Linked DNA regions of Homo sapiens: all the other regions are linked to region 2. A link is a loop called in an ENCODE intact Hi-C map of the cell type or tissue named here. Cell type or tissue: PC-3. All regions are shown on one strand. Region 1 has its middle 34 kb from the start of CYBB. Region 2 has its middle 68 kb from the start of H2AP. Region 3 has its middle 22 kb from the start of DYNLT3.

Region 1 (8,000 bases), 180 kb before region 2:
AAGTAAAGAGACAACCCACAAAATGGAAGAAAATATTTACAATCTACCCATCTGACAAGAGATTAGTAACCAGAATATATAAGGAGCTCAAACAACTCTTTAGGAAAAAAATTTTATAATCTGATTTTAAAAAGGGCAAAGGATCTTAATAAACATTTGGCAAAAGATAAGACATACAAATTGCAAGCAGACATATGAAAAGGTGCTCAACATCATTGATCATCAGAGAAATGCAAATTAAAACTACAATGAGATATTATCTCACCCCAGTTAAAATAGCATTTTTTTTTTTTTTTGAGACAGAGTCTCACTCTGTTGCCCAGGCTGGAGTGCAGTGACCCGATCTAGGCTCACTGCAAGCTCCGCCTCCCGGGTTCACGCCATTCTCCTGCCTCAGCCTCCCAAGTAGCTGGGACTACAGGCGCCCGCCACCACTCCCGGCTAATTTTTTGTATTTTTAGTAGAGATGGGGTTTCACCGTGTTAGCCAGGATGGTCTTTATCTCCTGACCTCGTGATCCGCCCGCCTCGGCCTCCCAAAGTGCTGGGATTACAGGCATGAGCCACCATGCCCTGCCTAAAATAGCTTTTAACCAAAAGACAGGCAATAACAAATGCTGGCAAGAATGTGGAGACAAGGGAAGTCTCATATGCAGTTGGTGGGAATGTAAATTGGTACAACCAATATGGAGAACCTAGTTTTCTTTACAGTAGGTTTAAGTGGGCTTAAAATATTCAGTAAATCATGCTCTAAGCAGATGTGCTGTCATCTAGGCTTTGTTGTTTCATTTCTGGAGCACAGGCAGAGTAGATTTGGCATAATTCTTATGGGCCCTAGGAGTTTGGAATGGTAAATGATCATTGCTTTCAGCTTAAAGAAAAGAAAGAAAATGTGGTACATATACGCACTGGAGTACTATCCAGGCATAAAAAGGGATGAGATCCTCTCATTTGCAACAACATGTGTGGAACTGGAGATCATTATGTTAAGTGAAATAAGCCAACCACAGAAAGACAAACTTTGCATGTTCTTCCTTATTTGTGAAAGCTAAAAATTAAAACAACTAAACTCATGGATATGGAGAGTAGAATGATGGTTACCAGAAGATGAGAAGGGTATTGGTTGGAGGCAGAGAGGGTGTGGTCAGGAAGAAGTGGGGATTGTTAAGTGGTACAAAAACATAGTTAGAAAGAATGAGTAAGACCTAGTATTTGCCAGCACCACAAAGTGACTATAGTCAAAAATAATTTAGTTGTACATTTTAAAATAATGAAGAGTGTAATTTGTTTGTAACACAAAGGATAAATGCTTGAGGTGATGAATACCCCATTTACCTGGATGTGATTATTATGCATTGCATGCCTGTATCAGAATATCTTATGTGACCCATGAATGTATACACCTATTATATACTTACAAAAATTAAAAACAAAAAAATGAAATTGCAGCAATTCAGTCACTTCTTTATACTCCACTTCTAATTCTAGCTCTCTTGCTATTTCTACCACATCTGCAGTTGCTTCCTCCATTGAAGTTTTGTATCCTTCAAAGCTATCCCTGAGGGTTAGAATTAACTTATTCCAAATTCCTGTTAATGTTGATATTTCTGACTTTCTCCCATGAATCATGAATGTTCTTAATGTCATCTTAAATGGTAACTTTTTTCAGAAGGTTTTCAATTTCCTTTACCTAAATCCATCAGACTAATCACTGTGTATGGCAGCTACAGCCTTACAAAATGTATTTCTTACATAATAACACTTGAAAGTTTAAACAACTCTTTGATCCATGGGCTGCAGAAAGGATGCTATGTTAGCAGACATGAAAACAACATTCATCACCATGCACATTTCCATCAGAGTTCTTGGTTGACCAGGTGCAATGTCAATGAGCAGTAATATTTTGAAAGGATTTTTTTTCTCTACAGTAGGTTTATGTGGGCTTATTCAGTAAACCATGTTGTACACAGATGTGCTTTCATCTAGAAATGTGCTTCATTTCAAGAGCACAGGCAGAGTACATTTGGCATAATTCATATTGGCCCTAGGAGTTTTGGAATGGTAAATGAGCATTGTCTTCAGTTTAAAGTTACCAGCAGCATTAGCCCCTAGCAAGACAGTCAGTGTCTTTTGAAGTTTCGAAGCCAGGCATTGTCTTCTCCTCTTTGGCTATGAAAGTCCTAGATGCATCTTCTTCCAATACAAGGCTGTTTGTCTACATTGAAAATATGTTGTTTAGTGTAGCCACCTTCTTCAATGATCTTAGCTGAATCTTCTGGGTGACTTTTTGCAGCTTCTCCACCTGCACTTGCTGCTTCACCTTGCATTTTTATGTTATGGAAACAGCTTCTTTCTTTAAACCTCATGAACCAACCTCTGCTAGCTTCCAACTTTGTTTCTGCAGCTTCCTCACCTCTCTTATCCTTCACAGAATTGAAGAGCTAGGGCCTTGCTCTGGATTAGGCTTTGGCTTAAGGGAATGTTGTGGCTGGTTTGATCTTCTATCTCGACTATTAAAACTTTCTCCATATCAGAAATAAAGCTGTTTTCCTTTTTGTCATTTCTATGTTGACTGGAGTGGCACTTTTAATTTCCTTCAAGAACTTTTCCTTTGCATTCAAAACTTGGCTGTTTGGCACAAGAGGTCTGGTTTTTTGCCTCTCTCAGCTTTCAACATGCCTTCTTCACTAAACTTAATCATTTCTAGCTTTTGGTTGAAAGTGTACATGTGTAACTCTTCCTTTCACTTGAAAACTTAGAGGCCACTGTAGGGTTATTAGTTGGCCTAATTTAATATTGCTGTGTCTCAGGGATAGGAAGGGCTGAGGAGTGGGAGACAGATGGGGGAACTGTCAGTTTGTGGAACAGTCAGAACGCACACACGTTTATCCATTAAATTTGCTGTCTTATATGGGTGTGGTTTGTGGAAGAATTCCGATAGTAACATCAAAGATCACTGATCACAGATCATCATAACAAATACAATAATAGTGAAAAAGTTTGAAATTTTTCATTTCTTTAAAACATTTCAGAGAATTACCAAAATGTAGCAGAGACACAAAGTGAGCACATGCTGTTGGAAAAATGGTGCCGATAGACTTGATTGAGATAGAGCTGCCACAAACCTTCAATTTGTAAAAAAAAAAAAAAAAAAATGCAATTATGTTCAAAGCACAACAAAATGATGTATGCATGTATGCCATTTCCAAAGGAATCCCTTGGCAGTCACATTCCCCTTGGCCAGCAGGTGGCAGTGCTTGCTCATCGAGGTACAGAATATTGACCCTGCCTTAGCATCAGGGCCCAGCAGGAGTTTTAGCTTGCTGTTTTACGCTGCATGTGTTCTAATTTTCTCCCTTTTATATTTCTTATTCTGTGACTTGTTGTTTCTTTCCCACCACTTCTGTTCCCCTCCAATGCTAGACCCATCTCTATTATGCACCTAACAGCCTCCTCAAATATGTGCCTTGTAGAATGTGGCCTTTCAGGAATGTAGGTGAGGCTTACGTATCACCCCCTGAAAGTCCCAATGAGAAATAATGCATTTAAAACAAGCCATCTTGAAAAGCCTGAAAAATTATGACTAAATCACAAAATATTAAGTCCTAAAGGGGAAGGGAAGACAGATACTCAGCTGGCCTGCCCATGTTCACCACTCCAAACCCATGACAGGCCGAGATGCTCAGTGTGAGGCTCTGTTACCACACTGGGACTTGCCATGGCTTCAGAGTCCTTCTGAGCACAGCTACTCAAGAAGCTTCTCCTCCTAACAGGCAAGCATGACACACTCTGCCAAACCAGGAAGGGCAAGTTTCTGTAATAGGGTACACTATATGTGCAGTTCCCAGGCATTACATCCTGCATTTAGCTGCATTCCAGGGGCCACTGGCTAAGTCTTTCCACCTTTTTCTCTTCTCCAGTATGATAACAACAATGCATTAATAATAGCAGCTACTATTAATGAGCCCATGCTATATGTGAGGCAATTCATGATTCATATGCATTATCACATGTATTCTTCAAAACAAGATGAAAAGTAGAAGTTACACAAGTGGAGACCACAGACTAGGTTAAAAAATTGGTCAACGGCAAAGTCACACAGACAATAAGGGGAAGAACCAACATTGAGTTGAAACCATCTGACTTTCAAAACCTTACTCTTAACCTCCCACTCTTTTGAGGTACTCCAAGCCACCACATGTTCTCCCTTCAGCTGCTAAAAGTGGAGCAACGCCATCACCCCCATGTCCACCCACACCCACAATTTCCCTTTGCCACCCCCCACTCATAGCTCTGCAGATCAGATTTGGCAGCCGATCTGCTGCTCTGGAAAGGCTGTGGTCCTTTAGTTCAGGGTCCCATCTCCAGCATTATGGGAAAGAGGCCCTATAGTACCCAGGTAGGCAATCAGCCCAGTGGCAAAGGGTAGCTGGGCTTAAGGCGAGGGACCTCACACCGCCAGCAGGGCTGCAGGAGCCTGGTGGACTTGTGGCATGTGGGGAAACCCGAAGGGAGGCTTAGAGGTGGCATGTCCCCTGATTCAGAGCTGGTGTTTGGCGTCTCTGAGTCATCAGTAATTCTCCACACCCTGGGGGAGGGCAACTCCTCAAAGGACCCATAAAGAAATAAATTCTCATCTGAGTGGCTGTTGAGGTGAGGGAAGGGGTCAGGTCTTCTGCAGCCTGGGTGAGGTATATGAACAAACCATTCTTGCAAAAACTGGCCTGGTTTCTCTGTGAGAGCACTGTCGAGAGATGTCACATTCCTGTTGCTTTCATTATGTGGTGCATTCCCAGGTCTGATGAAGAAGAAAGAGAGGGGCAGATTGCCATGATAGTTTTGGTTGACTGCATCACTAATTTCATTGACCTGAAAAATGGGTAGCCATGGAAACTGTGGAAGGCTTGTTCTGGAAGGGCCCTACTAGCCTAGTGTTGCTATATCTTTTGTAACTTATGTTCCAGAAGTCTTCCACCTGTGGGTTACAAACTATTAATGGATCCTCATATAAATTTAGTGAATCTCAACCAAACATTTTTAAAAAGGAAATATACAAGAATCAAATACAAATGAGATATCCTACAGCACTCCTCATGTTGAGTCAAGTAACCTTTGGGAGAATTTTTGTTTCCATTCTACACAGTTATGAGTACACCGAGTCACAATATAAAATGTGTTCTTACTGTGGCTGTGGTCAAAAATGTTTGTAAACTGGCCAGGTGTGGTGGCTCATGCCTGTAATCCCAGCACTTTGGGAGGCCAAGGTGGGTGGATCACTTGAGCTCAGGAGTTCAAGACCAGCCTGGGCAACATGGTGAAACCCCGTCTCTACTAAAAAAAACAAAAAAAAAAGAGCACAAAAATTAGCTGGGCATGGTGGCATGCGCCTGTAGTCCCAGCTACGTGGGAGGCTGAGGCACAAGAATCGCTTGAACCCTGGAGACAGGTTGCAGTGAACCGAAATCACGCCACTGCATTCCAGCCTGTGCAACAGAGTGAGAACCTGCCTCAAAAAAAAAAAAAAAATGTAAACTGCTGCTAACCCAAATCTCAACTTTACCGAAAGGAAAGTTCCCCTTTTTTATTTTTCCAGAATTTATAGCACTAAATGCCCATAGGAGAAAGCAGGAGAGATCTAAAATCAACACCCTAACATCACAATTAAAAGAACCAGAGGGGCTGGGCATGGTGACTCACACCTGTAATCCCAGCACTTTGGGAGGCCAAGGCCGGCAGATCACCTGAGGTCAGGAGTTTGAGACCAGCCTGACCAACATGGAGAAACCCCGTCTGTACTGAAAATACAAAATTAGCCGGGCGTGGTGGCGCATGCCTGTAATCCCAGCTACTCAGGAGACTGAGGCAGAAGAATTGCTTGAACCTGTAGGCGGAGGTTGCGGTGAGCCAAGATCGCGCCATTGCACTCCAGCCTGGGCAATAAGAGCAAAACTCAGTAAAAAAAAAAAAACAAACAAGAAAAGAAAAAAAAGAACTAGAGAAACAAGAGCAAACAAATTCAAAAGCTAGCAGAAGGCAAGAAATAACTAAGATCAGAACAGAACTGAAGGAGATAGAATGAAAAACCCTTCAAAAAAATCAATGAATCCAGGAGCTGGTTTTTTGCAAAGATTAACAAAATAGATAGACCACTAGCCAGACTAATAAAGAAGAAAAGAAAGAAGAATCAAATAGACACAATAAAAAATGATAAAGAAGATATCACCACTGACCCCACAGAAATACAAACTACCATCGGAGAATAGTATAAACACCTCTACACAAATAAGCTAGAAAATCTAGAAGAAATGGATAATTTCCTAGACACATACACCCTCCCAAGACTAAACCAGGAAGAAGTCAAATCCTTGAATAGACCAATAACAAGTTCTGGAATTGAGGCAGTAATTAATAGCCTACCAACCAAAAAAGGCCCAGGACCAGTTGGATTCACAGCCAAATTCTACCAGAGCTACAAAGAGGAGCTGGTACCATTTAATTTTTTGATAGAGAAGTGGTAAATCATGAACTAGGCTGAAATAAATCAAACTTAGACATATGCGAGGAAGGGGACAACGCTCAGGAAGATTCCTACCTACCCTGAAGAATTCCAGAGAAACTAGAGGCATGAAGAAGGGGAAGAGTGAAACATAGGAATGAAAAGAGTCAAGTCTGTCATCCAACGGATGGAAGTTTCAGAAAGAGAGTATAGAAATAGCACATGAGAGAAAAGTGCCAGAAATTATAAGATACTTTATCTGAGCCAAATAATACAAGTCATCATATGGATAGAGTCCACAGAGTAGCCATCACCTTGAAAATAATTTCTTATGTCTAGACATATTGTTACAAAATTTCAGAACATGGAGGTTCAAGTAAATTTGCAACAGCCTCCAGAAGGGAAATATTAAAGCAAAACAAAACAAATCAAAACACAGGTAACCCATAAAGTAGCAAGAATCAAACTTGTTTCAGCAACACTGGAAACTAGAAGACCATGGACCAAGGCCCATGGACCAGGGACCACACCTGAGAGAGAAAAAGCATATGCCGTCTCTTTATGTACATATGACCATGGGAAATTTCATAGAAACTCAAAGTTCTGCCGGAAGTGGTATTCAACCTAGAATTTTTTTTTTTTTTTTTGGAGATGGAGTCTCACCCTATTACCCAGGCTGGAGTGCAATGGTGCGATCTCAGCTCACTGCAACCTCTGCCTCCAGGGTTCGAACAATTCTCCCGCCTCAGCCTCCCTGAGTATTGTGCGTATGAGATTCCTATGTTCAATGAGACTTGCTTAAATTTGCCTTAGGCCTGAGCAACATGTCTCCCAAACAGAAAGAATTTACTCTGCCTATAGTTGGGCAAGCCCTTTGGAAACATAAACATAATGATTTGAGGTAAATGCTGCCCTTCTCCACATGTAAATAATACCCATTGCATTGAAAGAGCTTTGATTTATATTTATTATACATTCTGTCTTCTAGAAACACACTAGTTAAATAACAATAAATTCAAGCAACATGAAAAAAGAAAAGATTTTTTAAATCCCATGAATATATTTCTTTTGTACTATTTTAAGAAAATTCATTCATTCCATTAGAAATAATAATACCAACAATAAAAATACGGTGGTCGGGGAAGGAGTTCCATTTTCAGTTCTGGTAGAGCAGCTTATATCACAACAACCCTCCCACTGCAAACAGCTATAAAAGCTACGTAAAATGCAAAGAACATCAAGAGGCAATAAAAGAAGTCAGGACTTTTGAGGCCCAGGTCCTAAGAGTAATAATATACATTGAGATGGGTGTGGCCTTTTTTGTTTTTCCCTGCTTAGAGTCAGATTTTTATGGATAAATAAACAAACACTGCTGGGGTTTTGATTAGGATTAAAGAATACCATTAATGAACTTGACCTAATTGATGTATGTAGAGCAATGCACTGTATAATTACAATATATAGTCTTCTCAGGTGTACTTAGAAAGTTACCAATGTTAACCATA
Region 2 (8,000 bases):
ATGACAAGAGCCAAAGCTAGCCTGCTGGAGGATGAGAGACATGTGGTACAGAGCCAAGTCATGAAAGTTACCCAAGCTGAAGCTATCTTGGATTGTCTAACAGCCACTTGATCTCCAGGCATTTAGGCAAGCTGAATTGCAGCTGACTATAGATATATTAGCAAACCCAGCCAAAATCAGCCAAGGCCAGGCCATCTGAACTCTGTAGATTTATGGGATAACTAAATGCTTATTTTTGTATGTCACTGAAATTATAGGGCTGTTGTGCATCATTTTATGGCAACAAATAACTGAGGATGGTACTTCAAGGAATTTCTGGGAGAGGCAGAGAACGTGGTTTGGATGCTACATGGCCAGAAGTACCAGTAATCACACTGCAGGATGTTTCTAGCAAACACTTTGCCCCTGCTGCCTCATGGTGCTCAGCATCTGTCATTCTGGAGAATAGCTATTAGAACCTTCACCAGTGCTCTCCAAATGAACTGAATGCCTTGAACTCACTGCTTGAAAGAATCACTGACATCCAGCACAAAGTTCACATTCTCATTCCAGTCATCCCGTGGATGCATCTGACTACTAGATTATAAACCACAATTAGAACTCTAGCTGCAAGGGAGTCTGGAAAGTGTGAGTGAGTGTGTGTGTGTGTGTGTGTGTGTTTAGCTTTCTAGCATCTGCAGTACAAGAAGGCCTGCTAGAAGGGGTTTGGAGAAAGTGTGAGTCATTCTCCAGTATCAGCCATGGAGGCATAGACAAAAGAACTCAACTTCCCGATCCCCTGAGTTTCTTCTATCTCTGCATAGAGATGGTCAAGGTGTTGACAGGACTTAGAATCCCGAGGGGAGGACCCCTGGACCCTTTGACTACTCTACACAGAACTTGACATGGCAGTTTTAGCTCTAGAAAAGCAGTTTCATTCTGATATTAATGACTAGGGGTACTCCTTGTTTTTCCTCCCTTGGCATTTGGCAAAGTGAGTAGCCAGGTGAAACAACACTTTATTCTAATTACGTTGGACACTATAAACAAGGAGTTTGACCTCATTTCACGTTCTCTAAAGCTGAGTAAAAGGTTATAGTAAAAACACTTAGAGAAGTATATTGTATATTCTTATATAGGGAGAATATAAAGGAAGAAAGAAATCTCTGTCTGCCCCATATTCATATGCCAATTCCCTTTGATCTAAGTATCCTAAATACCTAAAAGGTGATCATATTAGGCTGATACATTGTAAACTCACCCTTGCTCTTTAACCCTACTCCCACCACAAGCTAGAATGGTTGTCTGCAGTGTCTGGTCTGGGACACATGTCATTAACTGATTGATAGAAGACATTTCCACAAAACGAAAAGGCTTTGGATATAGATGTATTTATTTGTAAAGTGCCACTTGTAATATTGGCCACATGAAACCTTTATTTGTTCTCCTCTATTTTTCTTCTGAAGACCTTGTTCTAGCTAAATATTTGCTGAAACATTTTTGTAACCTTTTTGTGTTTTAACTTAATAGGCAAAGCCATGCTGTTGTTGACACTAAAAGCACGGAAAAGAATTACATTTGGGCAGTATTTTAAGGGGTGCTTTTAAATTAATCTGGGTGAGAAATTAAGTATACCTCGTATCTGTATAGATAATATCTGAATCCTTGACTGGTTACCAGTAAAAGTAGGAGAAAATCCACTGGAATATATATATGCTTCTGAAGAGCATATGGTCTGTGAACATTCCCAACAGTGGAACATGACCAGAGCATTTACTGGGAGGATCAAAAGATATTCTGATGTTGCCAGGATGCTATTTGGCCCATGTGGATTTGCGCATTCAATCAGTAGGTTTAATATCCTTTGTAATCAATGAAAAAATCTGAATAAGAAATAATAGTCCATTCAGCTCACAGGGAATTTGTGATAACCACTCATTATTATTGTTATTTCCTGAAGTAGTTTACCTTGTATTTTACCAAAAATATTTGGGACGAGGTCTGAAACTTCTGCTCACCAAGGTGCCAAACTGGCATCAAGACTTCAGGCCATGGAAAATCTACCTCCACAGATGGAGTCAAATCTGTGGAGGTAGCTTTTCCTCCTACACCTCTCACTGCAGCTCCCACTACTCCTCTCCCTGTAGAATCGTCTCCTCCAGCCAATTGGTAGAACTACTGGACTCTAGTGATATCATATACATTTCTATATTTTTTCTGTACCCTTTGCCATGCCTAGAGGACCTCCCTGGCTCTCTCTTGGCATCTATGATCTGCCTGGATGAGATCAAGATAAAACTTAGCCATAAATCCAGAATTCTTGTGGTTTGCTCAGCCTTTGCCCACCATTCTCTTCTCTGAACTTCTACCATGTTTATATCTAGCATCTAGGCTAGCCCTTCTGTGCCCCCAATATGTCTACTCATAGCTAAAATGTTAGTTTCTGGAGGATAGACCGATTTGCAATTCTGTGTATCCCCATTCCCTACATCAGTGCCATATGGATACAATAAATACTCAGTTGATGGAATATGATGCCTAGAACATCTAGCACAAAAACCACAATGTTTAAGGAGCAAAATTCCTTGCATTTACCTGGAGCTTCCTTCACAGGCCCACCTGACTACTGACTTCATTCTTATTCTTAAAAGGGTCACATGATCCCTTTCTTACAAAGGTCACATGATTATTTTACTGCTTCCCTCCAGTAATAGAGAGGAAAGGGCTCTGTATTGGTCTTTCATCTCAATTTTCTCCTTGTGCTTTCTGTGCATGAGGTGCCAAAGCAGTGTGGCCCTTGATCTACTCGCTTGACTGATTCTATTGTTTAATCGCCACAACAACCCTAAGAGTAAGTGCCATTATTATTCCAATTTGGAGATATGGAAACTGTCATGGAGAAGTTAAGTAACGTATTATCTCAAGCTATTAACTGGAGGAGCCAAGATTCAAACCAAGACATTACGGCTCCCAGGTCTGTGCTGTTAACTCCTATATGAAACTGTCTTTCCTGATGCCCAGGTATTCCATTAGATGATCCTTGAAACCTCAGAGTTTCTTGGGTCAGAAAGTTTAAGTAAACGGAAGAAATTACAGATCCGGGAACCTCTTCTGTTATTCTCATTGTGCTACCAAGAATCCCACAACATCCTCTTGGTGGAAGAAACAAATGATTAGGAATTTAGTATATGATATTCCCTCAAGGCTGCAAAATACAGTACTTCAGAATTATTCACATCATTAAGATCAAATCTGGTCTATAAGTAAATGCAGATTCAGGATGTGAATTCACACTAAGTAAAGTACAGTGGTTGGAATTCTGCTATTGCCACTTACCAGTTATAATATGGGTATGTTACTTTACCTCTTTTATCTGGCACTTAGTAAATACTAAATAAGTATTAACTACTATTTCTATACCACAATATTTCCCTGTTTCTCTAGCCATCTATGCTTCCTTACAACAAAGCACAGTGTAAAGCTCTTTGCCTCCACCTCATTGGATTAAATAAACAGGTCTGTAAATATAAGAGGGAACAATAATAGTGAAAAAATTGGATACTCAAGAAGTCTAGATGATCAGAGTGACTTTGTTTCTTTTGTTAATGAAAGGATGAGTTGGACGGAAAAGGAGTGAGTCACACTGACAACGAAATGCTACCAATTTAGGATTTGATTCATTATTTTATGACCGTTGCTTGTTTCCTGATGCTATTCATTGCTTATTCATTGGAGGAACAATAATCCCATTTTGGCTTTTGTGGTTTTATAGCTGAGACATCCACTTTGAAGCACATTAGCTACACCTCTCCCTCTCCCTACTACTTCATCACCATCTCAAACATCAGAAAATCAAATTTTGAAAATTGCCCAGAAGTATTGGGTGTACAAAAACATTGGTTTCTCCTTTGGAAGTTCTTCCTGTGAGGGTTTAAGCATGGGGATTTTATAGAGGAGATGAACATCAGGGATATTTGTGGCAATGTCACTTCCCTTCTCTTAAAATGGTGTTGGATGGAGAGCCTCCGAGGTAAAGATTCTCAAATTGTCTGCAGTTATAATGTCCAAATATTCGGGAGAAAATCCCATATGGCAAGCAATAAAACAAAATTATTATGACTTCCAGTTGATGATCCATTTTTAAAGGGATAGTTTGAAGTAATAAAGTAAGTAAATATTAGTCTAGGGAAAATGTGGATATACTTTATGAACTATTTAAATACAAACTATCTTTTCATTTTGTGCCATGACCTGAGACTACTCAATGAATTTTCCATATGTATACATTTGCTCTTACATGTGCCTTTTGGCAATGCCCTTTATTATCCTTGAAAACAAAGGCACCACTATAGTATAATTCAAATGTGTCTAGTTCTTCAGTCCTTAGAGATTGGTGGAGGGGCTGCATTACCTCTCCCTTTAATATAAACTAGGAACATGATTATTTGAGAATGTTGGGGGTCACTTTCCTCTCCCAGTAAGATTGAGGAACCCTGGGTATTTTTACGTGTGTCACAAGCTTAACGTGAATTTTCTCTTGTCCCCTCACTTAGTATCACATACATAACAGCTTTTCTTTCAGTCACCCCTGCTTCCTAGTAACTGGTTCTCCATGATACTACTACCTCTCTCTGACCCATTTCATCCCCAAACTGTGGAAAACAGCCTCTTTCTCAAAACCCAGCTAACAGAAAGTTGTCTTGTTTAAGGCTTGAGGATAATACCAGGGATTTACAATGCAGAAAGGAAATTTAAAACTTGGTATCAGATATATTGTGCTTTCCGTCCATTGGCCCTGCCCTTTTGCAGGGAGGCACACTGTCTTTACTCTCCTTATCTCTTGGCCTGCAGCCATGTTGCAGATGTCCACTTATTCCCCTGCTGTAAGAGTCATTCTTTTCATATCCTCAAATCTTTCTTTTCCTCTATGCCAGAAGAAGCAAAAGCTGTTTACAAATTGACCCTGGGCATAACAAAGACACTGTTCTACATTATTCTACAGAATCTGTTCATGGTTTCTCCACTAGTTTAGTCTTGAGTGTGTAGTAATCTCTCACCTGCTTGGTTACAAAGATGCCCTTAAGTAGTGTTTCCAAGAATGAAAGAAGTACTGTTTCATTTATTACTCTGAAGAGTAAAAATGACTACAGGTTCAAAAAGCATTTTTGATCCTCTAGTCCAGTGGTTTACAAAGGGGAAATATGACTATGGAATCTATAACAAATATAAACTTTATATATATATAAAGAATGGCATACATATACGTATATATATATATCTGTGTATATATATACAATTCTCAGATATATTCTCAAAAGGTTTAACTCCAAAGGTTAAAGGTCATGGAACTCATGTGCTTAGCAGTAGGAGGGGCTCCTTGTGTTAGAAAAACATCACTACCAACAACAACAATTAAGACTTTGCTTCAAAGAACACTGAAACCCACTTAGTCAATATTGTGAATTTCACCTGCAAATCCTGTTTCTAATTTGATTTAAGTGCTTATGATTTAACTCTTTATTAATTACCTTGGTAGAAGCAGGTGACATTCTTAGTTACCATAAGACTTTTCCCTAGTGTGTTGTTCAAAAAACATTGGTGTTATTTGAGGAAAGACTTAATAGTTAGTGACTTAATTCTAAGCTTCTGGGTTTATTTCATTCAGTTAAGTATTTAGGCATATGTTTAAGAGGTTCCCGCCAAGGTTCTGACACTCTACCAGACACCGAAGATGATTCAGACACAGATGCCACTCTCATAAAGCTTATATAACCTCTTGGGGAAAATTGACACAATATAAATAAATACAAAGTAGAAAGTTCTGCATGCCCTAAGGTAAGTCTAGATAAAAAGTAAATTTACATCACTTGGTATGCAAGGCAGTATAATTTCTCTGACTGGCACTTTCCAGTAGCTACGTAGGGCATCCAGCTTTAGCTTCACGACTTTGAATCCCATCAGTCATGGGTTCAAATCCTACCTCTGATACTTAACGACTATATGGTCTTGGGTTATTCACTTATTTTCACTGAACTTTAGTGTCCCCGTTTATACAGCAAGCTTACTAATACTTCAGAGGTTGATGATGAGGATTAAATGAGATAACATATATAGTATATAAAGTGTGTGGCACATAGTAGGTACCTGGAAGGTGGCTTCTCTTTTCCCATTGCTCCATAAACTGACCAAATAGATGTAAATACCTTAATGCGTGAATACTTATTGTATAGCTTATAGAAGAAGTAAGAAGTTACATCTTCCAATCTGAAGGCATAAAAATTTTATGAAATACTTGTAAGTTACTTTATCATGAAGCTTTCCCTGACTGCCCTATATAAAATAGCAAGAGTACTCCTAACCTCTTTTTTACTTCATTTTTCCCTACCACATATCTGAAATATTACATATTTATTGTTTCTATTAATTTTTGTTGATAAATATTAGTTATACATATACCCCAAAAGTTGTACATGTACCCAAAAGGAGTACATGTGGTATTTTGATACCTGTATACAATGTGTAATGATCAAATCAGGGTAATTGGGATATCCATCACCTAAACTATTTATCTTTTCTTTGTGTTGGGAACATTACAAATCTTCTCTTGCTGTTTTGAAATACATAATAAACTATTGTTAACTAGAATTTCCCTACTGTACTATCAAATGCTGGAACTTATTTTTTTTTATCTAAATGTCTGTTTGTATCCCTTAAGCAATCTCTCATTCCCCCTCCCCCTACCCTTCCCAGCCTCTGATACCACCATTCTACCTTTTATCTCCATGAGATTCACTTTTATAGTTCCCATATATGTGTGAAAATATGTGCTGTTTGTCTTCTGGCTTATTTCACTTAACGTGATGACTTTCAGTTCCATTCATGTTGATGTAAATGACAGAATTTCATTTAAATTTTTAATCTTTTCTAATCTTTTTATGGCCAAATAGTATTCTATTGTGTATATATACCACATTTTCTTTATTCATTTATCCATTGATGGACACTTGGGTTGATTCCATAACTTGGCCATTGTGGATAGTGCTGCAATAAACATGGGAGTGCAGATGTCGTTTTGATATACAGATTTCCTTTATTTTGGAAATATTACCAACACTGGGATTGCTGGAGCATATGATAGTTCTATTTTTATTGTTTGGAGGAAGCTGTTTACTGTTTTCTGTAGCAGCTCTGCTAGTTTCCATTCCCACCAACAGTGTATGGTGTTCCCTTTTTCTCTGCCAGCATTTTAAAATTACTCTTTTTAATAATAGCCATTCTAACTGGGATGAGATTGTATCTCATTTTGGTTTTGGTTTTAATTTTTTTATTTCCATAGGTTTTTGGGGAACAGGTGGTATTTGGTTACATGAGTAGGTTCTTTAGTGGTGATTTTTGAGGTTTTGGTTCACCCATCAGCCAAGCAGTATGCACTGAACCCAATGTGTAGTCTTTTATCCCTCACCCCCCTCTTCCCTTTCCCTCAAGTCCCCAAAGTCAATTATATCATTCTTATGCCTTTGCGTCCTCATAACTTAGCTCCTACTTATGAGTGAGAACATATGATATTTGGTTTTCCATTCCTGAATTACTTCACTTAGAATAATAGTCTCCAGTTTCATCGAGTTTTCTGTGAATGCCATTAATTATTTCCTTTTTATGGCTGAGTAGTATTCCATCATATATATATGTACCACAATTTCTTTATCCACTCGTTGATTGATGGGCATTTGGGCTGGTTCCATATTTTTGCAATTGTGAATTGTGATGCTATAAACATACCTGTGCATGTATCTTTTTCGTATAATGACTTATTTTCCTCTGGGTAGATACCCAGTAGTGGATCAAATGGTAGCTGGATCAAATGGTAGTTTTACTTTTAGTGCTTAGAGGAATCTCCATACTGTTTTGGTTTTGATTTGCACTTCCCTGACGATTAGTGATGTTGAGCATTTTTCATATACCTGTTTGCTATTTGTATATCTACTTTTGAGAAACGTCTTTTCAGATCATTTGCCCATTTT
Region 3 (8,000 bases), 96 kb before region 2:
TCACACACCGGGGCCTGTCAAGGGGAGGAAGAGCATTAAGACAAATACCTAATGCATGCGGGGCTTAATACCTAGATGACAAGTTGATAGGTGCAGCAAACCACCATAGCACATGTATACCTACGTAACAAACCTGCACTTTCTGCACATGTATCCCAGAATTTAAAGTAAAATTTTAAAAAAAGAAGTTATAGTGTATCCACACACTGGAACACATGTTAAATAGTCATATAGTTAGATCTATATGTGTGACTCTATTCATGTTACAAAACAACACTCTACGTTTATGTGTGTGTGCATGCATGGGGGAATGGGGGCATACATGCACACGCATGTGTTTGGGTGCATATCAAAGGTCTGGAAAGACACACATCAAAGTATTAATATGATAATCTGGGGAAATAAGAGGAATTTGCGTTATGTGAAAGGGAATTTTTATTTTTACTTTATATTATGTATGCTTTGTTGTTTCTGAGGATATTTTAATTCAGATTATGCATGATCTGATTTGTGCACATATATTGTTTATAAGATGTTAGCCTCTTCTAAATTTTGATAAGAAATTCATTTCCAGGCCACTCATGTCATCCCTGTTTCAAAAACCCTTGAAGGCTTCCTGCTGCTTCAAGAAAGAGACTTAACTCCTTAATGTGGCTTAAAAGAGATTTCATGATTTGGCTTGTGTTTACTCCTTTTGCTTTACTTCTTCATTTCTTGATAGTATACCTACTGTCAAGGGGGCAATCTCAAAGCTCTTCCAACCTGTCACAGCATTATGTGCAAAGTCCATAAACTTTAGTTGATACTGAGACGTTTCCATCATTTCTACTGTCAAGCCAGTCAATTCTCAGTTAACAGCAAACAACAGACTACTAGCATTATGTTTTCCATCTTTCCCTCCAAATCTACACATTCAATAGGCACATGATTTTCTTCCCAAGTGACTATAGGCAACATTTATAACAAATGCTTTGCCTCTGCTTAACAGGGATCTTCATCTTTTCAGTCTTCAATATGTTTCCTTAACACCCACCAACCTACCACTCTGTCAAAGTCACTCATTTTAGATTTTGTTATAGTATGCCCTAGCCACTGTATCAATTTCTGTTTTACTTAGTCAGCACCTGGTTCTGCTGAAGTAACAACCCCCAAAATCTCAATGGCTTAAAGCAACTAGAGCTTATTTATTGCTACATTATGTGATCATTGCATGTTGACTGGGGCCAACATTTTTCTTTCTTATGGACCCAAGCTAAGATGGACTCTATCTTCTTGCTTCTACAATGTGCCTGGAACTTTACATACTTCATCTTGTTTAATCTTCACAACAATTATTATCTGTGCTTTCTAGGAGAGAAAACTGAGTCATGGAGATATTAAGCAATTTTCCCAATGTCATGCATCTAAGAAACAAATCAGTTAGGACTTGAATCTGGACAACGTGTTTCCCCCTAAGCTTACCCTATACCTTCGTAAGATATTTATGAAGAGTCATGGTAAATGAATGGAGATAATAAAATTGACTGGGATGGGAAGAAGGGGTAGGGGTTTATCTCAAAAACTGATCTTGGAAGAGAATGATAATTTCAAACTTAAATTTTAATTAGTGACAGTATATAAAAGCAAAATTATGTTATGATGTTAAACAAACAGCTAAAAATTGGGTGAGAATAACATGTCTCTATTTTAGTAATTCCATTTACTCAGCAAAATGCTTATGGCACGATTCTTTAATTTAGTGCAGTACAGCTTGTATGTCTAGGGCCACTGTGAGTCCTGGAGTGCCTGGGATTATCTGCGTAGATTGGACATGAAGGTTTAATGGCCATGAAACAGGCAGTATTGCTTGACGCCCTAGGATTTGTATGGGAGAGCTGAGGTAGACGCTCAACCCCCGGCAGCATTCTAGGTGGAAAAGAACCACTATAAAAGGAAAAAGCTGGGGTCCTCTCACAGACTTTGCTCCGGAAGCTGAACAGAGTGTGGTGGAGAGGAGCTTTTTGAATGCAGCACTGAGTAGTGTGTCCCTTTGTCCCCTGATGCAGGATGAGAGTTCAGGTGTCTGTTAACTAGTTGAGCTCCAGGAAACTGGGAACTGAGAACAGACTATAGAGGACCATCATGTTTTGAGGTCATGTGGAATTGTCTCTAACACTTGAGGACCATTTCCCAATCCAGCAAGTATCTGACATGGCAGAAAAGCACAGCAATGTCAGTGAGTCTGTGAGGCAAGTAACACCTGTAGCGACAGCTACAGCCAGAAGGGATGCCATCCACCTCATTAGTGTAGGACACAGATGATCACTCTCTCCTCCTTGCAAAACTTTCTTCACCTGGCTTTCAGGACCACACACACACTATTCTAGTTTTCTTTTTTACCTCACTGCCTGTCCCCAAGTCTTTCTTGTCCCGGTAAATAGAAACTCCATTTGCTTAGGCCAAATATTTAGCCTACCCCTGACTCTTCTTTCTCATACTTACCACATACAATTCATTATTAAATCCTGTCAACTTTCCCTTCAAGCCATTTCCAGAATATGATCCCTTCTCCCACACTTCTTACTATAGCCACAGTGACCATGTCAATCCTCTGCTCAAAACTGTCAGAGCTGCATCATCTCACAGATATGGTCCTACAAGATCAGATTTCTTGTCACCTATTTGATCTTATTTCCCATCATTCTCTCCATTTCTCACTGAGCTCCAGCTACACTGGCCACCTTGCTGCCCCTCACACATACTGAAACTAGTGCCACCTTAAGATCTTTACATTTGTGCCCCTCCCCAACTTCCTGGAATATGTGGCTTGCTCTCTCACCTCCTTCAGGTCACAGCTGAAATGCCATCTTTATTAGAGAAATATGCTCTGACAGTACCATCTAAAATAGCAGCCCTGCCACCATCCCCTCCTTGAATAACTCCCAATCTCCCTCTCCTATTTCTTATTATTACCTCTCTATAGCACTTATTGCCATCTGAACATATTTGTTTATTGTCTGCCTTTTCACTAGAATGTAAGCTGTAGGACAGAAAAGTTTTATTTGTTTCCTGAGAGCCTGGGCTTGTTTTGGCACACAGTGAATACAAAGTAAATATTTACTGCATGAATTACTGACCTAACCCCATGTTGCGTTTGTAGAAAGAGACCAGCAAAGGAGAATGAGTCTTGGGAAGTTAGGCTAAAAGAGGCCTTGGAAAGGCCACTGAGGAATCCAAATGAGACACAGCTGAGAGACCTTAAAAAAACAGAAGGAATTGGAATTCCAGTGATTTCTCTGAAAAAGAGTTGCTACAAACCAGAGACTGCTGCTGTTTTTCAGGGGCCTAGGAAATGTGGTTCCAGCATGATGAGTTTAAAGTTTGACATATTTTAATCAGCTTAGCAAAGGCATTCGTTTTATAGAAAAAGCTGGATATATGTGACTATATATCTTGGGTAGGGGGTCAAAATGAGCAGAGAGCCATCATTTTGAATCTTAGGGAGAGCACAAACTTCGAGGCTTACATTCACAATACAATCAATGGCATCCTTCTGTCCCCTGGTGGCCACACAGCTAAACTGCATGAAGAGATAAAGTCTTTGAAGATAAAACAAAACAATAATTTCAAGGTAATATCTTTCAAAGCCTGTACCAACCATACATGTGTGTGCAGTGCATGTGTGTGTGTGTGTGTTTTAGCATAAAGATCTCCCAAGGTTTCTTTTTCATGAAACATGTCCGTGCTGCCTTACTCTGAGTTCAGCATTAAAGGGGACCAGTTGAATGGAAGACATTACCCTGACAGCTACCTTTTGCTGTAAAACACACCCCCCAGTCCAGACCACAAACAAGCTCCTTTCATAGCCATCTGCCAGGTGTGTTTGTAGAACTGATATCTGTTGAAGCTTGGAGGTTTGTATAGGCAACCTTAAAGTCTGGGATTCTACAACTTTATGATGATTCTTTCTCATTCTATCCCCTTCCAGTCTATGAGTCTGGGCATCCCAAATTTTCCCACTTCAGGCTTTCACTTGTTGGAAGCATCTACATCATCTTTGGATTCACTTCTATTTGTCCCATTTTAGTTCTGCAAAACCTTACAACAAGTATTCTTGAAGAAAAAATACCAGAATAGATCCTGCACAGATGAAAAGAATTAATTTAGCATTGTATATCTGTTACATGCAAGCTTGTATAGATTTAGGTATGTGTAACAGATATCTAAATGTCTGTTCAATTCTTGGTTTGGAGTTGCTAGTCCATGATATTAAAGGTGAAAAAGGTCCTGTTCATTTTATAGATGAATTAAGTGCAGTGAAATGCTTACTTCAAGATCACATAGCCAATTGGAGGTAGAGCCAGGACTAGAATGCAGGCCTTCTTACACCTTACCAAATGCTGCTGTTGGCAGCAAAGAGACAAAGCTATCAGCATCGACGAAGCTGACCCCAGTGAACAGTGCTCCCTGTGGTTTTAGATAGTTCAACAAACCTCGTTCAGCTCAGCAAACAAGAAACTAAACTTCATGACATCCTTAGTTTTGCTCTGTGCCTGGCTGCCTAGACCTACCAATCATGATTTCCAGGGGATTCCAACTCCATGATATCTCTTACATTCATCAATTTTCTTCCAACTTCCACAGAAATTGCTGTGGTTCAGACGAGTCATCTAGAAGAAACCCTGTTGCAAGTTCTATACAGCACACATGTGCCAACACACACACACAGAGACACACACACACACATGCTTGCATGTACACAAACACACACACACACACACACACACACTACCCATAAGTATATGTAAAGAGAACGGCGGGTATTATATCCCAAGCATGCCAAAAACAGTAGGCCCAGTGTGTATGACTGTTGTGCTTTTTTGGGGGGTAAGCTGTGATTCACAATGAATTCCATTTTAGAATGATAATTTTAAGGGCTGGCACAGGATCTCTTTAGCTATATATGTATACATTGTATATCTGTACATGAGAGAGCCACTTGCTATTTTTAAGAATATTGTTTTCTCGCTTCTTAAAACAAAGTATTATTTTTAAATTACAGAAGAAACACTATTTATTAAGATTTGAAAGGTATACATCCTATAACCCAGTAATCTCACTTCTAAAGTGGATACATGGACCCAAGGAAGTTTGTACAAAGATATTCATAGCAGCATTGTTTTGTAAGAGTGGAACAGTAGAAACTACCTAAATGTTCATCAATAGGAAAATGAATAAACTGTGTCCTATCCATACTGTAGATACAGTATGGCAGCTAAACTCAACAAGGTGAGTCTGTATATACTGACATGAAAAAAAATCCCCAAGGCATACTGTTCCATAAAAAGAGCAGTCTGCAGAATCATATATATTATTTACAATAAAAAATACATTCATTTATTCATGTAAATGTGCAGAAAAGCCTGGAATCTTATACATCAAAATGACAGTATATTTTACCTCATGGGAGTACATGGGAAGGTGGGGGACAAAGAGAAGACAAGATGAAGGGCAAGGGGCATTTTAGGCTTTTGTTATATCATGATGTTTTGGCTGAAAAACAATATCATGTATTGTGTAATTTAAATTAAGTACTAAAAATTAATATGTAATTGTTTAACTATTTCAAATCATATAATACATAAAATAAAAAGTGATATTTCATCTTTACTTTTCCATAATTTATTTATCCCTTCCCCTTTTGGTGGACACTTTAAAGTTGTTTTCATTTTTTAAATTTGTTATTACAAAGAAAATTCTTCTTTGCTTTTTTTCTTTTTCTCACTCATGTTATTATTTCTGTAGTATAGATCTCTAATACTCTGGTCATGGAACATAAGCACTTAAAAATTTGACAGATGCTGCCAAATTGCCCTCTAGAAAGACTACGCTAATGATTCATAGAACATTAGTTCTGTCCATGTAAACTCCCTAGTTTACATTACCAAGCTTGCTACAATAGCAGTTGCACCCAGACGTTCTGATGGGGCCTCAAGTCCAGATGATAGCTGGCTTCATTTCCTTCCCTTTGTCGGTTGACCATTGGTGGAAAAAGTGCAATGTCTGACCAGATGGCCCAATCAATAGAGGGAGCTGGGGTAGAGTGAGAGGGGCTACTAGAAGACTAAATCTGCAGGAGCTATGAAACGCCGACAAATTAATGACCCATGGGCTACATGTGACCCACAGACATGTTTCTTTTGGCCTGTATAATGTTGGGCTACAGAGTGTGTAAAAAAATATGACTCAGTGGTAAGCATTAAAGGAACAGTGCTTAATCCCCAACTTGTGATGTTTTCTTTCAGGTCGTTCTCTATGTACAGATTTATCAATTCATATAAAACCCCTGATATTTCTTTATTTCCTCACTCCTTCCATGAGAGGTAAAATGGCTCCTTTTTCCCTTTTTCTTTGTAGCTGGTTCACCAGCAGAGCACGTTTCTGCCTTCAACTGGGCAATAATTCAAATTCTGGAGTTTAACATTAGAAAGACTAGCTGCCCTGAGATAAGTTCCATTCTGGAACAGAAAGGTAATATTTTTATTTGAAGCTATCTTTATCTTTGTCTCCCAATTGATTCAGAATTAAACTAGGAAAGAGATGTACTATTGATTGGACCTCCTTAAACCCAAACACCATGTTCTAAAATATGGAAATTTTGAAATTGAGAGATTGTGCATCATAATTGATATTTCTGGATTTTTTGAAAAAACTGGAAGATTAACCCTGAGCCCTTGTTTCTAAATTGTGTGCTATCCAACTTATCACAGTCCTTACTATTCCCTATTATCTGATACCTAGAATGAGAGACCACTGACATTGAGCCTCATGTGATAATAAAATTGTAGTAGACAGAGTAATACACCCCCCACCATCACAAAGATGTCCACATTCTAATCCTCAGAACCTGTCAATATGTTCATGGCAAAAGGGATTTTGCAGGTGTGATTAAGTATAGGGACAATATCTGGGGTGGGCCCAATATAATCACGAGGTTCCTAATAAGGGAAATATGAAAACAAGAGGCTCAGAGTCAGAAATGATGGAAGCAGAGGTCAGAAAGGAACGGGATTTGAAGATACTACACTGCTACCTTTGAGGGTGCTAGAAGGAATCACTAGCCAAGGAATTTAAGTAGCCTCTAGAAAGTAGAAAAGGCAAGAAAAAGGATTCTCTCCTAGAAGCTCCAGAAAGGACACATCTCTGCTTATACCTTGATTTTAGATCAGTAAGACCATTTTGAACTTCTGGCTTCCAGAACTGTAAGTGAATAAATTTGTGTTGTTTTAGACCACCAAGTTTAAGTGGCAATCGGAAACCAATACAAAAGTTAAGGAGAAAGTCAAACACTTCTTATACTGGTACACCTATCACGAGAGGGAAAACAAATTAGATCAAGATGGCTATACATTTCAGTAATAATGTGAGAGAGTATTTCTTTGTTTTGTTTTGTTTTTAAGAGACAGTGTGTCACTCTGTCACCCAGGTTGCAGTGCAGTAGTGTCATTCACTCTAACTTCAAACTCCTGACTCAAGAAATCCTACTGCTTCAGCCTACCTAGTAGTTAGGACTACAGGTGCACACCACCACAGCCAGCTAACTTTTAAAATTTTTGTAGAAACCGTGTCTCACTATGTTGCCTAGACTGGTCTTGAGCTCCTGGCCCCAAGTGATCCTCAAGTCTCAGCCTCCCAAAGGGCTGGGATTACAGGCATGAGCTACCACTCCCAGCCTACATTGCTGATAGTTTAGCCAGCATCCAACACTCCCCTTACCTTTCATTAAAAGTACTCTGATTTTTGTTTAAGTATTTAATGCTCTCCCATATCTTTGATATACTTTAGGGAAAACTAATGCTTCTCTGGTCTAAATGTGATTCTATCCTTGCTACAATGAATCATTCAGGAGCCCAAATTTAAGAAAGTCAATGAATAGAATTTCCAGATTAAGAGATTGGCTCAATATTGGGTATGTGGCTTAATTTTGTTTTTTTTTCTTCCTGTATTCTTTCTAGCTAGTG

The links. Hi-C counts contacts between places; a loop is a spot of excess contacts. Peaks named below come from ENCODE experiments on the same cell type or tissue, not always from the same donor. Only the 100,000 strongest peaks of a DNase experiment are listed, where the experiment ranks them.
Region 1: a loop joins it to region 2, with 13 times the contacts of the local background. A loop is called at or near these places in 7 of 110 quality-filtered maps.
Region 3: it touches region 2 in a loop (6-fold over the local background); 3 of 110 quality-filtered maps call a loop at or near these places.

Annotation. Positions count from the first base shown.
Region 1 is chrX:37,742,304-37,750,303 of GRCh38, forward strand. No RefSeq gene overlaps it. Among named protein-coding and RNA genes, the nearest start is that of CYBB, 34 kb to the right of the region's middle. RefSeq lists an enhancer at 3,328-3,377. In PC-3, a CTCF peak has its summit at 3,247 (motif pointing right); DNase peaks (open chromatin) are centred at 3,258 and 4,568; H3K27ac peaks cover 509 bases.
Region 2 is chrX:37,918,312-37,926,311 of GRCh38, forward strand. It overlaps a transcript of SYTL5 not described here. Among named protein-coding and RNA genes, the nearest start is that of H2AP, 68 kb to the right of the region's middle. In PC-3, no CTCF peak of the experiment used is centred here; a DNase peak (open chromatin) is centred at 3,740; H3K4me3 peaks cover 319 bases; H3K27ac peaks cover 2,280 bases.
Region 3 is chrX:37,821,886-37,829,885 of GRCh38, forward strand. No RefSeq gene overlaps it. Among named protein-coding and RNA genes, the nearest start is that of DYNLT3, 22 kb to the right of the region's middle. In PC-3, a CTCF peak has its summit at 3,543 (motif pointing left); a DNase peak (open chromatin) is centred at 3,536; H3K4me3 peaks cover 355 bases; H3K27ac peaks cover 431 bases.